Linked DNA regions of Homo sapiens: region 1 is linked to region 2. The links are chromatin loops, found by intact Hi-C in ENCODE. Cell type or tissue: heart right ventricle. All regions are shown on one strand. Each heading gives the region's core, and the rest is flanking DNA. Links, peaks and the distances in the headings are about the cores only.

Evidence for each region. Hi-C counts contacts between places; a loop is a spot of excess contacts. Peaks named below come from ENCODE experiments on the same cell type or tissue, not always from the same donor. Only the 100,000 strongest peaks of a DNase experiment are listed, where the experiment ranks them.
Region 1: a loop joins it to region 2, with 2.7 times the contacts of the local background. A loop is called at or near these places in 8 of 110 quality-filtered maps.

What each region holds. Positions count from the first base shown.
Region 1 is chr15:76,958,314-76,966,646 of GRCh38, reverse strand. No RefSeq gene overlaps it. Among named protein-coding and RNA genes, the nearest start is that of RCN2, 31 kb to the right of the region's middle. In heart right ventricle, for the core only: a CTCF peak has its summit at 5,153 (motif pointing left); no DNase peak of the experiment used is centred there; H3K27ac peaks cover 1,772 bases.
Region 2 is chr15:77,102,912-77,111,197 of GRCh38, reverse strand. PEAK1 (pseudopodium enriched atypical kinase 1) reads left to right here. Exons shown (of 10, transcript NM_001385026.1): 10 at 1-3,040. Among named protein-coding and RNA genes, the nearest start is that of TSPAN3, 36 kb to the right of the region's middle. In heart right ventricle, for the core only: a CTCF peak has its summit at 3,350 (motif pointing left); DNase peaks (open chromatin) are centred at 3,356, 4,026 and 6,897; H3K27ac peaks cover 3,774 bases.

The sequences.
Region 1 (8,333 bases), core at 275-8,274, 140 kb after region 2:
CTTTGATATTTAACAGACCATTACCTGCCCTAAAGGGACTCTCTTGTCAGAAGTAAAAATGTTTTATGGTTATCACCTCAATTTGCTCTGCCACTGTTTCCAAATAGCAATTGCTTTTCTCTTTAGAGTAAATGTTGTTGTTTTTCCGCTTGTGAGTTCTTGCCCCTTTTAAAGGTGTGAAGATTGAAGGCTGCCCACCTCCCAAGTCCCCCCTTCCCTCCATTCACAGTTGTTGCTGACAGGGTAACAGCAGCCTTACGATGAGGATACTTCAGGTGCACAGAATTGTGAAGCAAAGAATAAAGACTAAACTACAAGTAAAGCCATTTGATGAACCATTCCAGTAGAATCATGTTGAAATCGATGGTTCCGACTGTGCATGAGAATCCCCCAGAGGACTTGTTAAAACACAGATTTCAGGCCGGGCACAATGACTCACGCCTGTAATCCCAGCACTTTGGGTGGCCAAGGCGGGTGGATCACATGAGGTCGGGAGTTTGAGACCAGCCTGACCAACATGGTGAAACCCCATCCCTACTAAAAATACAAAATTAGCTAGGTGTGGTGGCACATGCCTGTAATCCCAGCTACTCAGGAGGCTGAGGCAGGAGAACTGCTTGAACCCAGGAGGCAGAGGTTGCAGTGAGCCGAGATCGTGCCATTGCACTCTAGCCTGGGCAACAAGAGTGAGACTCCATCTCAAAACAAACAAACAAACAAACAAACAAAACCCACAGATTTCTGGGCTCGCTCGAGAGTTTCTGATTCGGAGGTCTGGATGGGGCCTGGGTATTTGCATTCTTACCCGTTCCCAGGTGATGCTGATGCTACGGGTCACGGAACTGCATTTTAAGAGCCACTGGAGTACACGGCTATATTAGTCCATTTTCATACTGCTATGAAGAAATACCAGAGACTGGGTAATTTATAAAGAAAAAGAGGTTTGTTTAATGGATTCAGAGTTCCACATGGCTGGGAAAGCCTCACAATCATGGTGGAAGGCGAAGGAGGAGCAAAGGCACGTCTTTCATGGTACCAGGCAAGAGAGTGTGTGCAGGGGAACTGCCCTTTATAAAACCACTCGATCTTGTGAGACTTACTCGCTATCACTAGATGAGCAGAGGAAAAAACCCACCCCCCATGATTCAATTACTTCCCACTGGGTTCCTTCCACGGCATGTGGGGATTATGGGAGCTACAATTCAAGATGAGATTTGGGTAGGGATGCAGCCAAATCTTATCAATGTCCATGGAGAAATATCCCCAAAGAAAGCAAGGTTGCAAGGCACAGAAGTGTTTCTAAGTGCCCAGTAGGAAAGCGTGTGCCAGGGCCTGCACAATCCACAGCTGCCTGGGCTTACCTGGGCTTCTTCCTGAGGCGCTTCCTCCCTCACCAGCAGCACCTCCTCACAAATCAAGTCTCACAGGGCTGGACACAGAGCAGCCGACACATCTAACCTTCCCCTGCTGACCATTCTATCTCAGAGAGCAAAGGAAACTTCTCCTTTGGACCCAATTTTGGCCACTAAAGAAAGAATTAACAAGAAAACGGCCATTCTTGTCTTGGAGGTGGCAATATCTAAGCATAGTCATGCCCTCATCATGCATTTAAAACAGCTGTGTGCGTTAAATGCCTGCACACATTTCCTGAAGACCTTAAAAAGGCAAATTTCAAAATTCTGAGAACACAGGTTTTCAGGATATGTGACGTCCAATGGATGAGAACTACTTTAAAGTAACAATAACAATCACAGCTCTGGAGAAAGAGAAGCCAGATCTGGGCTGACATCTGGGCAGAGATGTTAGGATTTGGAGGTTTCTGTTGGTTTTAAAATATTTAACACCACCTGAGCATCAAAGACTGACAACAAACTGTGAAATTTCCCAGACCAAGAGGGAAGGCAATTATGTTCAAGGGGCAGAGCTGTCAATTGCTGGCCAATATATGCAGACAGGGAGGCTTCATCTTTGGCATCTTAACTCCAGCTGCTGAGTTCATCTCACCTTGCAGCTTTATCAAAGCTTTGCCCCTCCCTCCACCCTGGTTTTTGTTTGTTTGTCTTTTGTTTTTGTTTTTGTTTTTGCTTAGAAAGTCACTTTACCGAGATCCTGAAATGCCAATGTTTTCAAACCCTCATCAGCTCTTATCAGAACTTAGATGGGCTTTAATCAGAATGTGTGTATTTCCTGTTTTAACCTTTAAAAGCAGCTGTGCCAGTACCTGCTGAGGTTTCATGAGGACTGTTTTATGACAGCGGGTTCCAGAACTTTTCTTCACTTTGTGTTTTGGCCATGCTTACCTCATCCTTCTCTTATTACCTAGCAAGGAAAGAATTTCCTTTTTTTTTTTTTTCCTAGTCTAAACATTCTCCCAGGAGAAAAACCGTCGGTTTCTGTATTGACTAATAAGCCCAAAGAGCCGGTTAATACAAATTAAAGTTCATTTAGAAATTCATGGTAGGTATGAATCAATATAATTCATATTAATCATATTTTTCTACCTGATAGAGCATAAAAAGTGGATCAACTTCCTAAGCTTGCACTGAAGGAGCGGATACAGGGTTTGCTTTTTAATGAAGCATGTCAGACTAGTCCTGTTGATGGTTCTGCCGCCAAAATGTCTCCACTCTCTGTTCCCACAACAGTTGTTCTACCCAAAGGCCCATTATTCCCTTCCAGAAACGTCTACACCCTCCTAACTGATCTCCCCACCTACTAATAATCCGTTCTCCACACACTTTCCTCAAAATGCAGATCTGGGCACCGGTTCCTCTCTCATAGCCTGCAGGATCACCGGTTCCTCTCTCATAGCCTGCAGGATCAAGTCCAAACTCCTCCTCGTGGGGCACCACAGAGCATCCGTCCCCGCCTGACCTGCCTTCCCAGCTTTGCTTTGCCCAGGCTCCCAGCTCAGCACACCTGACGTGCTATTCCAGCCTCTGTCCAGCCATTGCTAGTCTCTCAAGCAGACAGGAGTTCATTCAGTCATTCGTTTCTTCCCTCACTACACATCAAGCCCCTATTCTGTCCCTGGTCAACAGCTTTAAGAACAACAGTAATAGAGCCAGGAGCAGTGGTTCTGGTCTGAAGTCCCAGCTACTCTGGAGGCTGAGGTGGGTGGATCACTTGTGGCCAGAAGTTCAAGTCCAGCCTGGGTAACATAGTGGAAACCCCCGCCTCTAAATCTTTTTTTTTTAATTAGGTTGGTGCAAAAGAATAATGGTTTCTGCCATTACCTTTAAATGGCAAAATCTGCAATTACATTTGCACCAACCTAATAATTAAAAAAACAGTAATAACAGCTAACATTTATTGAGGACTTTGTGTGCCAGTCACCGTTCTTCAGGAAAGAACTCATTTAATCCACACAATGACCCTATTAGGTAAATACAGGAACTTATCAACCCCACTTAGCAGTAATAAAATAGAGACCCAGAGAAGCTAAGGAACTTGCCCAAGGTCAGACTTCACAGCTTATGGGTGAAGATCCATAAGTGTTGTTGTGGAAGTGTGAAATTGTAGTGGGAGACTAGGGGGCTTCAACCATTCATTCATTCATTCATCCATCCACTCATTCAGGAAGCTTTTTTTTGGAGCAGTTATTATGTTCCAGGAACTGTTCTAGGTGCTTGGAAATACGAAAGAAGAAAACAACCCTGCCCCCTGGGATCTTCTTATGTTCTAGTGGAAGGAAACAGACATTATAAATACATTATGTTTGAAGGTGGTATACTGTGGGGAAAAAACAAGAGCAGGCTTAGGGCTGGGGAGTCAGTATGTGGGTGGCAGGTTGCAGTATTAAATAGGGTGGTAAAGGGCAGCTGCATGGAGCAGATGACTTTCACCAAGAGCTAAGGGATGTAACGCAGTCACCCTATAGCTATCTGGGAGGAACATTCTTGGGAGAGGGAACAGCTGGTGTAAAAGTCCTGAAGCAGGAGCCTGGCGTGTGTTTGAGGAACTATCATGGTGTCTAGTATGGAGGGAGAGGAGTAAATGAGGGGAAAACAGTAGGAGATGATCCTGTAGGGCTTCTTAGTTATTGTAAGGACTTCGGCTCTTACGCTGAGTGAAAAGGGGAACAGAAGCAGACGTTCTATGCTCTGGTGCCCTGTAGAGAGTGAATAATGGAGAAACCGGTAGAGGGTGGGGAAGAGGCAACCATGTTAATGCAGCCAAGAGATGACGCAGGCAATGGCAGTGGAGATAGCAAGAAGTGGCTGGATTGGACATGAAGTGAAAGGTGGGAGTCAAAGACTCGAAGGTTTCTGGTTGGGAGAGTGAGGAAGGCTTCACTGGGACTGACTAGGAGGTCTTAGGGACTCTACCCTGTCTGCTTGACAGGTAGTTGTATACAGGTCTGTTCCTCTGATTTGATAGTTAGCTATTAAAGGGAAAGGCCCCTGTGGCAGCCATTTTTGTTTCAGGACCACCATTTGCACAACTCCAGGGTGCTCCATTCACAGTGTGATCTATGGGCAATGTGCTGCTACACCACCATGTTTCACCTGTGAACAGCTCAATAAACAACTTTGGAAGGAAGAAAGGCAGGCAGGCGGGCGGGCGTCTCTTTGGATTATCACAGATTCATTTGAAGTCACACACCCCAAACTGGAAATCGGTCATTTAAATTCATTTAATACTAGCATTACCCTTTTTAAAAATAACATCTACTTTTTAAAATTCCTACAGACTTTTTTTGTCTTTGAAAGTTAAATTGTTAAATTCATCATCTCCACTTTTAAATTCCTCTCATAAAAAGGCAGTGTTTCTTCCTGTCTGTTTAAATCATATTCCACACTGAAACTGGTTATGTAACTTAGGAATGAAAACAATATCAGGCCTTACTTTTAGTTTGTCTCCTGGGAGGTTGGGCATGGGGGAGGGTGTACAAGAAACTTACTGAGGTAGAGGTGGAAAATCAATAAAGTCACAACCATTAAAGCAATTTAATTAACTCATTCTTAATTAACTGGGAAATATAAAATTCTTTTCAGTAAATGTATCTAATGTAAAATACACTCCAATTCCAACTGGTTGCTAGGGGAAAGCCGGCAGAGAGAAAATGTGAGAGCTGGAAGGAAATGGAAAGATCCACTAGTTTGACCTCTTCGTTAGCCCTCTGCTGGGGAAACAGACCCAGGGAATATGAGAGAGCTACCTGGCAACAGTTTTAATGTTGAACGTCCCACTACTGAATGGCAGTCAGAACTTCTGACATCAGCTCAGTGCTTTTCCCAGACACTGTCCTGCAGCTTCCTGTGAAGGCAGACACAGAAAACAAGACGATGGGCTTTCAAAACCAGGCTTTTTGTTTTGTTTTTTGAGATGGAGTTTCGCTCTTGTTTCCCAGGGGATCTCGGCTCACTGCAACCTCTACCTCCCAGGTTAAAGCTATTCTCCTGCCTCAGCCTTCCCAAGTAGCTGGGATTATAGGCATGCACCACCACACCCGGATAATTTTGTATTTTTAGTAGAGACGTGGTTTCTCCATGTTGGTCAGGCTGGTCTCGAACTCCTGACCTCAGGCGATCCGCCCACCTTGGCCTCCCAAAGTGCTGGGATTACAGGCGTGAGCCAACGTGTCCGGCCTAAAACCAGGCTCTTAAAGCAACTCAGAGCAAGTAGACCAATGGTTCTGAATAGAAAGTGATTTAGCACCCCCGGGACACTTGGGCAACGTCTGGAGACATTTTTGTCTGGCACACCTTGGCTGGGGGAGGGAAGTACTAGCATCTCATGAGTAGAGGCCAGGGATGCTAAGATCCTACTAAGCACAAGACAGCCCTCCTCGCCCCTCATGAAGAATTATTCTGCACAAAATGTCAACAGTGCCACCGCTGAGAAACCCTGAGCTAGAACGAGCTTTCGACCCTAGCCGCATATTAGAATCACCTGGGCCACCTTGGACCATCTGAATCAGAATCTCCAGGGAGGGGAGCCAGGCATCGATATTTTTGAAAAGCTCCCCAGATGGTCTTAATGTACCCCAAGTTTGAGAATCACTGATTAAACCTCCACAAATTGGAAAATGAACAAACAATCAAGCAAATAAGACATTTAGCCTCTACTATATGTCTGGTGGAAACTGAAGGAAACATAAAGTCATCAGTAACACAGTCCCTGCCTCAGGGAGCTTACAGCACCGGTGAGAAACAAACCAAGAAGAACTGTCATTCATTGAGGCTAAGTTAGGCAACAAATGAAGAGCAAGGGTGGGAAGCGTGATGGGAAAGGGTCAGCGCATGGCAGCAGTGGGAAACCAGGACTCCCTGGGGTCATTGCCAAAGCCAAGCCTATTTGGTGGAGACTGCCTCATTCATTTTGCATCTTGTTATACCTTTACTTCTATGATCAGAAAAAGAATTATTTTCTCACTCTGCTATAACCAGATTCACCGTTTATCTTTCTCCTAAAATTATAATTGTACATAACTTAATAATATTAAATATAATATATTCTATGAGTAAATTCAGGCTGCATTATTATTTTTCTTTAACATTATACAAGTTATACAAGCAATTTTGTGTAACTGATACATTTAAAAAATAATGGTCCTCCAACTGTGATTAGGTTAAGCCTATCTTTCCCAGTGGGGGGTTGGTTCCTTAAGGATATCTTGGTCAGATTCCTTCGCTTGCCTGTCATTTTTGTGGCTATAGCTCCCTCATTTCACTATTTAAAACACAGTATTTAAGACACAGTCTTCCTCATTTTTGACTGGTCTCTATTCAAAACTGGTTTCCCTTAGAGGCCCTGGTGGTTCCAGGCAGTGATTGTCAATCCTAAAGAGATTCAGTGCTCCCTTGCTATAATTACAGCATTTGCTTTACAATCTTGAAATGAAATTCATAGGCAGTATAACTTATCTACATATAAAAATTTAAAAAGATCAATATGTACTGCTTACTTCTCTTCCCCTATCTATTCTGTAACCTCCTATGACCTGGCCTGCCCTGTGATTATCTCCACAGATTGCATCGACCCGCCTCCTAGCTCTCTGGCTTCGTGGTACAGCAGGCCAGTGGGAGGCACAGACAGGAGATGCAACAGAGGAGGAAAGAGATGAGGGCATTTATCCCCTGACCCAGCAAGATACCTACAGTACAGGCCTATCTCTCTGGTCACAGCTCATGGAGGTAGAGGGGGGAGGGGCTGGGCTTCACCATCATACCTGTCCCAGGCCCCTTCAGACCAAGGGGCAGCAAAGACTTCTGCTGTTGCTTATCCCAGGGTGTCTCACCAAGCCCAGTTGGTTCCCTTAAACCTGCCCTCTACTTTGCAAATATTGAACCCCCCGTTTCCTGTTGTAGCAGGTGGTGGGGTTGGGGAGCTTACTGATACACAGTGTAATGCTCTAACTAGAATAGGAAGGAGGAAAAAAAGGAAAGTAATTTTTATTAAAGGAGTATTATTTCAATCTTGGATATGACTTTACCAGAGACATATTGAAGTACTGTGGTCAGATGTTTGCACTGCAAATGGCCTAAGGACAAATGCAGGCAGTGGCAATGCCATTTGTGACTTGGTTTTCTAAATGGCAAATAACTCTTGAGAATGTTCTGAATAAAACAAAGCATCACATTCCTTTGATTTACATAGTAGCTGAATTTCTGGAAATGCTATGTACATGAAAACTATATAAAAATAGTTTAAAATAGAGTTTGATTCTAGGCTCAAATGATCATAAGCAGGCCTTTCATCTACATCAGGGGTCTGCAACCCCTGGGCCACAGACCAGTACCGGTTCATGGCCTGTTAGGAACCAGATGCACAGCAGGAGCTGAGTGGCGGGCAGGCGAGGGAGTGATGCTGCATCTGTATTTACAGCTGCTTCCCATCACTCTCGTTACTGCCTGAGCTCCGCGTCCTGTCAGATCAGTGATGGCATTAGATTCTCCAAGGATTCGAACCCTACTGTGAACTGCGCATGCGAGGGATCTAGGTTGCATGCTCCTTATGAGAATCTAATGCCTGATGATCTGTCACTATCTCCTATCACCCTCAGATGGGACCATCTAGTTGCAGGAAAACAAACTCAGGGCTCCCACTGAATCTACATTATGGTAAGTTGTATTAATATAATTATTTCATTATATATGATAATGTAATAATAATAATAGAAATAAAAAGCACAATAAATGTAATGCACTTGGATCATCCTGAAACCATCCCCACAACCCTGGGTCCATGGAAAAATTGTCTTCCACAAAACCCCTCCCTGGTGCCAAAAAGGTTGGGGACCACTGATCTACGTGAATGCCCATGGGATGTTCTAAAACCATGAAAGACAGAGGACAATTAGTTCTTATACAAGACTGTCTCATAAATTG
Region 2 (8,286 bases), core at 1-8,000:
CATTTTCTCAAGTAACAGGAAGTTATTGCCTTCAATATTGATTGGAAATTGTTTTCTATTGAAGTCTATACTGTAGAGTTTTCCATTTATATTGAGAGTTTGAACAATTAAGCTCCTATTGGAACTTTTCCTTAAGCCACATGAGCATGAACAATCTCTGTGACACTTGGGTGCTAGAGAAACACAACAGTGGCTAAAGTAGCCAAGAGCAAGACTGAATGTATAGCAGAGTGCCTTGTTAGAGTGGTAACCTAGTCTTGGAAGCAATTCAGTGGATGTTTCATAAAGAGGACTAGAACTTCAAGAAGCCTCCTGTGCTGGCTGAGGTGAGCCCTTTTGGTATATGTACACTACTGGGTTGCCTAGAAGCCAATTCATGAAGAATAACAGCAGGATGAGAAAAAGAGTCACTGTAACCTGTGGAACAACAACGTAAGAATCACCAACCCCTAGGCTGAGCTAGAACTGGAAGCCAGGAATATGGCAATGAGTTTCAAGATTTGCCCTCAGAAGATGAACTGGGTGAGGTATGGGTTGAGGTGAGGGCACAAGCACTCATCCTACCTACCCTGCTGCTGTTGAGGAGCTAGAAGTAAAACATATTGGTTAGGATTTTAACAGTTGGAGTAGCCTCCCATTATCAGATTAAGTGGGGGTCACTTTTGCTTCCAAACTCAGAATAAGTTTGTAAACATGGGAAAGTCTAAGCCAAGAGATCTAAAGCTCTAGAAATATTAATGACATTTCTGGGAGTAAAACTACTAAAAATTATATCTTAAAAGTTTCTAGTAGTATGAAGTTCCCAGGCCAGGCGCAGTGGCTCACGCCTGTAATCCCAACACTTTAGGAGGGCGAGGTGGGCAGATCACCTGAGGTCAGGAGTTTGAGACCAGCCTGGCCAACATGGTGAAACTCCATCTCTACTAAAAATACAAAAATTAGCCGGGCATGATGGCAGGCACCTGTAATCTAAGCTACTCGGGAGGCTGAGGCAAGAGAATCTCTTGAACCCAGGAGGCAAAGGTTGCAGTGAGCCAAGATCACGCCATCGCACTCCAGCCTGGGAGATTGAGCAACTTCGTCTCAAAAAAAAGTTTCCAGGAAAGATCTTTGGGTCCTACTAAGCGTCTCAATTTTGAGTTATGAATACTTTGGTTCAGGGAAGTAACCTGACATTTGGTTTTGCTGGAATTAGGGTTTTCGCTAGATTTGACTGCAATTAGGATTTCTTCTAGATTTTACCAGCAGTGATCTGAAAAAGTACAGGCTAGTCACAGAAATAGAGATGGATTTAGGATACTACACTATATTTCAAATGATTCTAGATGTGTAAATATAGTATGAACATTCTTGGAGAGGGGTGAGACAAACTGGACTTGCTGGGCCAACCCTGGCATGTTTTTCATTCTCCTCACTAGTTGACAAGGATTGAAAATTCCGCTCCAGCCTAATGAGTGAACAGGATGGCTGCCCACAAAACCAAGTTATTAGCTTTATGTCATCGAAGCTCATATTCTCAAAGGCCCAAAGTGCTGTGCCGAGACAAATCCAAGTGCTGCTCTTGCTGAAGTGCGCACTGAAGTCCAGCTGTCCGTGCTTACAGCAGTGCCAAAAGTGGGGATTCCATGGACCAAAAACGGTGCCATAAGGGAAGCCAGAAGAGTTGCAGTGCAAGATCCTGGGAGAGATTATACCAAAGAAATCAAGCCTTTTTATCCTGATGCTTCTAAGATGATGAGGGTGAGCTGTGACAGATGCTGTGGGAGGGGAGTTCACATACATTCCATGTCAAGGCATTTAGCTGATAAATCCATCCTCAGAAAAGCACCTTTTTAAAAAGAAGTCCATTTTGTATATTAGAAGATGATGATGATGATGAAGATGAAGAAAGCCCTGGCAGATACAAAGTTCCTCAGTATTTAAGGAGAAGGATCTCTTCCATGTCCCCTTGACATGACTGTGGCTATTGCCCAAACCTCAGCTTGAGAACATCATATAATACTGAGAGCGGAAGATTTTTTTAAAGAGATATGGTAGTTTAAATAGGTTTGTTTAAAGAACTCTTGGGAAATTTCTTAACAAATTGTAATTGTTTTTATAAACCTTCCTACAGAGTTGTGTACCATTCATCATCACCATCATTTAATATCTGTAAGTGCCCAGAAGGTACAAGGTGCTATACAGCCGTTAAACACCCCCTCCCTGCAACTGTTTAAAATTAGAATAGATTTTTGCATCAACCACTGCTAGAAGCTTTCCCCACCTAGGTGGGCTGCAAGGGCCTGCATTCCCAACATCCCATTACATGTTTCCCACTCCAGAAAGTCTCTGGGTTTATTCCAGCTTTTTATCTTGACGTGTCCCATTCACCCCCATGGTTTGGTTTGGTTTGGTTTTGTTTTTTAAATCAAGAAAGTTTCAGGGAATCAAAAGAGGTCGGACATTTTTTAACCTAGCAGAAGTACAGAGTCATATATTTTGCTACGAATATTGTTGTAGTACAGAAAACCCACTTTGCCCGTTAGTGTGTGGATAGTATGTGTGTGTCCGCACTCATGATAACTTGAATGTTGAACCAGACATAGGGTTCATTTTTGAAAGGTTAAACCACACTGTTTCAGGAACTTGCTCCAAATACTACTTGGTTATCCCTTCCTTTACCAGTTAGAACTAAAGAGTGTGATGTATGAACACACTGGGTTGGGATTTTCTGTTGAGGATATGCAGGGCATTTTGGCATGAGGCAAATACAGAAGCAAGATTTCATTCTACTTGGTGATTTGAATCATGACAGTCCTCATTCCAATCTCTCTTTAATTCTCTCTGGCCCTGCCCACACTCTGTATTTGAAAATCTTGTTTTTGCTCTTTCCGGAGCTTCACCCCTCTACTTACATATTGTAAAGTTGTATAAATCTATCATTGAAAGGTCCTCTCTGCCAGCAGTGGTGCCACCCTTTGGTTTGCTGTGGTACTTTGCTGTGTACTCCGTGGCATCATGTTACTGTGTAAATAAATTCATTTTAATACACACTAAAAAACAGACAAATGCTTGTCCTTTTGGCGACTCTTCCACACTGACATGCTGGGGAGGGTTTGGTTGCAGACATGGTTATGTCTTGTCCCCCCAGGGTAGGTGCCCTGTCCATAACACAGGAAATGATGGCTTTCAGCCTGTGTGTCTTCTGCACTCTGGGTCCTCATCCCCTGCTGACATGGATTATATTTCTCTTTATTCCCTGTCTAATCTGAGGAAATCAGGCCCCAAAGAGAAAGCAAAGGCATTCTGCTTTTCCCAGACCTCAGAAGGCTGCAGGTTTGCTGTGTGAGATCGCCCTCTGGTGAGCAGTCACCTGCAGGCTTCCTGGGTTTGTACTGCATGTTGAGAGGCTTGGTTAGCTGGCTCTGGCTGACCCTCTCCGTGGAAATCAGAGCTATTCAGGTAATATGAGCGGGGACAGGGCCTGGTACTGCATCATCTGCAAGATTCGCATGCCTTTGACACAGTGATACACAGGGGCCTCACAAAGGCAGACAAGCTAATGTGTGGACACTTCAGCAGCGCAGAGGAGGCCTCCTGGCTTAAGCAGGAAGAGTCAGCAGTGGTAGCAACAACTGCCGCATTATGAGAGGAGAATAGATGAAAAGGCAAACATGTAGATCCTAAATTTAGAGCAGATTTTAGAGCACCAAACCCTTTACAGTGGACACTGTCTCCAACCCGGTGTCTCTGCTCTTCTCCACTAGCAAGCACTCTGGAATTTGCAGATGCTGTTTTTAAGGCATACCCCAGAAGAGTGGCTGCCAGACTTGAGGTTTATGTTGCTGAGGAGCAACATAACAGAACCCATGTTGGTGTGGACCCAAAAGCTCTCTGTGTGTTGCCTGGGCCCAGGAGGAAGGGTCAACAGCAAGCCTGACCAGACAATCCCCAGGGACACAGGCCCTGCCTGCTGCAGCTGTGTAGCCTGCTTGCTGGAGAAGAGCCTAGAGAACTTCCCTTCTAGTTGTCAGCACAACACACTGGCTTCTGGGGGAAAGGAAGCAAAGAAAAAAGTAGGCAGTTGGGGTTGGGAGGTCACAGAAACAGAGCGTACCAGGACCGGGCTGCTGTGTGAAGCTCTGCTGGCCTGAGTGGTCACCGTGTGTGCCAGGCCAGGTCTCACTAATGCAGGACTCCATAACAACTGATTCAGTACTGACTGAGTGATTAAATTAAATATTAAAAGCTGAAGGGGCCACTGCCCTTATACGAAGGCTGAAGTGTAACAAAAGCTCCACTGGGAGTTTTGCCTAGACCTTTCCTGGGCCTTGAAGCATGACAAAATAGCGAAGGAATTCTTAACAGGACCTGTTTAGGATTAAACAAGTTTATCGGGGGTCTGAAGGAACTCCCCATACCTCCATGATTTAGCAGGAGACAAGATTAAGGGTAATCACCCCAGCACTTGGACCCATTTAGATTAAGTAAACTTACTGAGGCTCCAGAGGAAGGTCTTCAAGACTCAGACCTTAGTTATAGATTGAAAGAAGTTGGCCGGATGTGGTGGCTCACACCTGTAATCCCAGCACTTTGGGAGGCCGAGGTGGGCGGATCACGAGGTCAGGAGATCGAGACCATCCTGGCTAACACGGTGAAACCCTGTCTCTACTAAAAACACAAAAAAGTTAGCCGGGCTTGGTGGTGGGCACCTGTAGTCCCAGCTACTCAGGAGGGTGGGGCAGGAGAATGGCGTGAACCCAGGAGGTGGAGTTTGCAGTGAGCCGAGATTGCTCCACTGCACTGCAGCCTGGGTGACAGAACAAGACTCCATCTCAAAATAAATAAATAAATAAATAGTCACTTATGTCTTTAGATGAATGCACACTTACACGTAGACATATAGCTTAGAAGGTATATAAGATGTGGGAAACCGTAATTTTGAGTTGATCTGGCAATAACTTCGAGGCCTTCTCCCTGTAACTGGTTACAGAAATAAAAACTCCCTTCTCTCCCGGTTCATCTGCATCTCGTTACTGGGCCGCAAAAATAAGCAGCCTGACCCCCAGTTTGGTCCAGAAACACCTGGAGCCCTGAAAGGATACAGGCCAGTGGATGGTGGGACCAGTTCAGGATTGCCCAAGCCAGACTCCAGGTGAGGTGGAACAAGGCCAGAAAAAACACTAAGTTTCTATTCTTCAGTGGGATCACTTTGTCCTTTGGTGTAACTGGAGAGCCTGGAGATAAATTATCCTATTCCCCTTCCCCATCACATCACCCAGCGTGGGATTCATTCCTGAGAATTCCATTAGTGGTCCTCAGTGATGCCATCCTGTCTGACTCTGGGTTGTCCGGAGGTGATGGGCCACTGACAGTTGGATGGGGCCTTTGGCAGCTCCATGCCTGCAGAGTGTTGTCTTTCAACCTAAGCCACAGAGAATCTTGATTTCTTTCCTGCCCGGAGTGAATTGGTGTGGGGAGCTCTCCATTGCCTGGGGTTGTAAGTGTGTACCTTCTGCTCCAGGAACTCTTTGCCTCCTCTCCAAGGCCTAGCAAATTATGCTTCCTTATAAGTGAGTTCGCACTCTCTTCTACAAGGGAAAGAACTTCATTAGTGCCATAGGAGCCAAGAACTGCAGTTGGCAGATCACAAGTTGTTGTTAAGAGCAGCTCAAGGCAATTACAGCTGAAACTTAAAAACTGGATTTCACACTGGGTGGGGGGGTAGGAGGGAATTTGTTGCCAAGATCCAGTTCTCTCAAATTTGCAAACCTCTAAAAGGAAATAGGCTTTTTGGACACAAACTGACTTCCTTGAGATCCCAGATAAACCTCTGTACAGGTATGTGCGCGCACGCGCGCACACACACACACACACACACACACACACACACACACACACCAACTAATGGCTCCCTTGCCCTCTGGGAGCTGCATGGAAGCAACCAGAAAGCTGAGTGATAATGCTGTGAGGGCTTCTGAGGAATCTGCAATTATAAGGACCAGGGTCCTCTAGAGAAGTAACTCTCATGCAGGAAGTGGGGGGTATAGGGACTTGGGTTTTCCCCACCAGGACCACCCAATGCTCACCAGCCCACACTTGAGCTGGAGTCAAAGATAGAGCAAAAAACTCCAAGCCTATGGTTCATCTTTGCCCAGGGTTGGGGGATGGGAGGCAAATTGTACCTCAGGTAAAGAGAATGTGGAGGGATAAAGTCACCAGGCCCCCCAGGGAGGGGCAAAGTTGAATGCCTTGAAGAGCTGAGATGCTCCTCTTCCAGGGTGAAGGAGTCTGTCTCTAGAAAGCCAGCCCTGGGGGTGCTTTCCCATGAACTAGCTTAACAGCTTAATTTTATCTTCACAATCTGGTGAGGTGGTTTCTAGAATTATCCCCATTTTACCCTTGTGAAAACAAGTCAGAGAGGGTTTGTTTGCCCCAGATCCTTAGTAAGGGAACTACGATTTGTCATCCAGCAACCGTACTCCACCTCCCAGCTTCCTGGAGTGAGGGACAGTCCTCCCTCACTCTCTAGCTGTCACCCCAGTATCATCAGTGGCTTCTTGGTGTCCAAAGAAGAAAAATCCAATTGCTGAGTCTGTGTCCTCCACCTCTCATGCTTATTGCTGACCAGATGTTGCAGCAGCTCCACTCTCCAGGCTGGCCTGGGAGACATGCATTGAAATTCTCTGCACCCGCATCGTTCCTGTTCTTTTTCTCTCTGTTCTTCAGGGCCCCATTCAGCCAAGAAGCTTTTGGGATGATAGCCATCTGAAATCACCAACTCACTCCCCAGCTTCAGCTCCTGGCCTGGTGTGTGTGTGTGTCTGTGTGTGTGCACCTCCCTTCTCGTGAGCTCCTCCAGGGAGGCCATGGCTTTAGCTGCTCTGCCTGCTGTCCTTGGTGTCTGACTCAACTAACAGGAAGAGAGGAGGAAGAGAACCACCCCTGGCTGCTCCACTGGGCCAGGCCCTGGTCCAGGCTTTCCCACACATTAACCTCATTTGCTCTCCACTACAGCCATTTTACAGATGAGGAAACTCAGAGTGGGTAAGAAACTTGCCTAAAGCTGCATAGCTGGTAAGTGGTAGAGCTGAGATTCAAACCTAGGCTTGAAGCCAGTTCTCCCCACCACCATACGAGTCTTTGTCTATTGGCTTGTTTTTGTGCCAGCGGATAGGCCCAGGCCTATGGGTGTTTGCTCCAATTGTGACAGACTGGGGTAGCCAAGGAGTGCTTCCTGATGTGGGCAGAGAGTGTGAGTGAGAAGAAAGCGCTGGCTAGGCTGAGCAGTCAGATCTGTAGCTTCCCTGTAGGGCCAGCACCTTTCCCTGTCAGACCTTCACTGAACTCCTATGGGATCGCCAGGCCAACACAAGGCATTAGCACTGGCCGTCTTTGAGACATTTCCTCTCAAGGCCCCTGAGCAGACTTGCCTGTTTGCTCTCCATCTTCCCTACAGAGGGGCCTCCCAGGACTGCTTCTGGAACCACAAAGGCAACTAAGTGGCCAACAGCTGCCACAGAGCAACTGACAACCTTCTTTTCCTTTTTGTCTTTTTCTTTCTTTTTGGTTAATAATCTGCTTTCCATTCACCTACCCCCTCCACTCCCACCCTGTCATGGTAAATCAGGGTTGTAAAGTCCTCAACCCCTAAGAGCTCCATGCTTGAGCAAATATATACAAGACATACGCATATAGCTGTAGGGTTCCACTCTCTTACAAAAATTAGATCTTATTGTGTACAATACTCTGCAAATTGCTTTTCTTACTTAACAATATATATCATTGGCCAGGTGTGGTGGCTCACGCATATAATCCCAGCACTTTGGGAGGATCACTTGAGCTCAAAAGTTAGACCAGCCTGGGCAACATGTTGAAACTCCATCTCTACAAAAAAATACAAAAATTAGCCAGGTGTGGTAGCATACACCTGTGGTCCCAGCTATTCAGGAAGCTGAGGAGGGAGGATCACTCGAGCCCAGGAGGTCGAGGCCACAGTGAGCCGTGAACTGCACTCCAGCCTGGGGAACAAAGTGAGATCCTGTCTCAAAACAAAAACAAAAACAAAAGCAAAAAAATCATGGACAAAGTATTTCTTAAAAGGTAGCTTCTCGCACTAAAAATAATAGCATTACATAACATACATATATACAAATTTTATTATTATTATTTCCACTTCTTCAGGCGTTCAGTCACATAGGGATGACTAAACAACAAAATATGAGAAACTACTGAGAAGTATAAAAGATGCACAGATACAGAGATGAACTATCAGGTTGTCTCAAATTTTAGTGAAATTTGAATTTT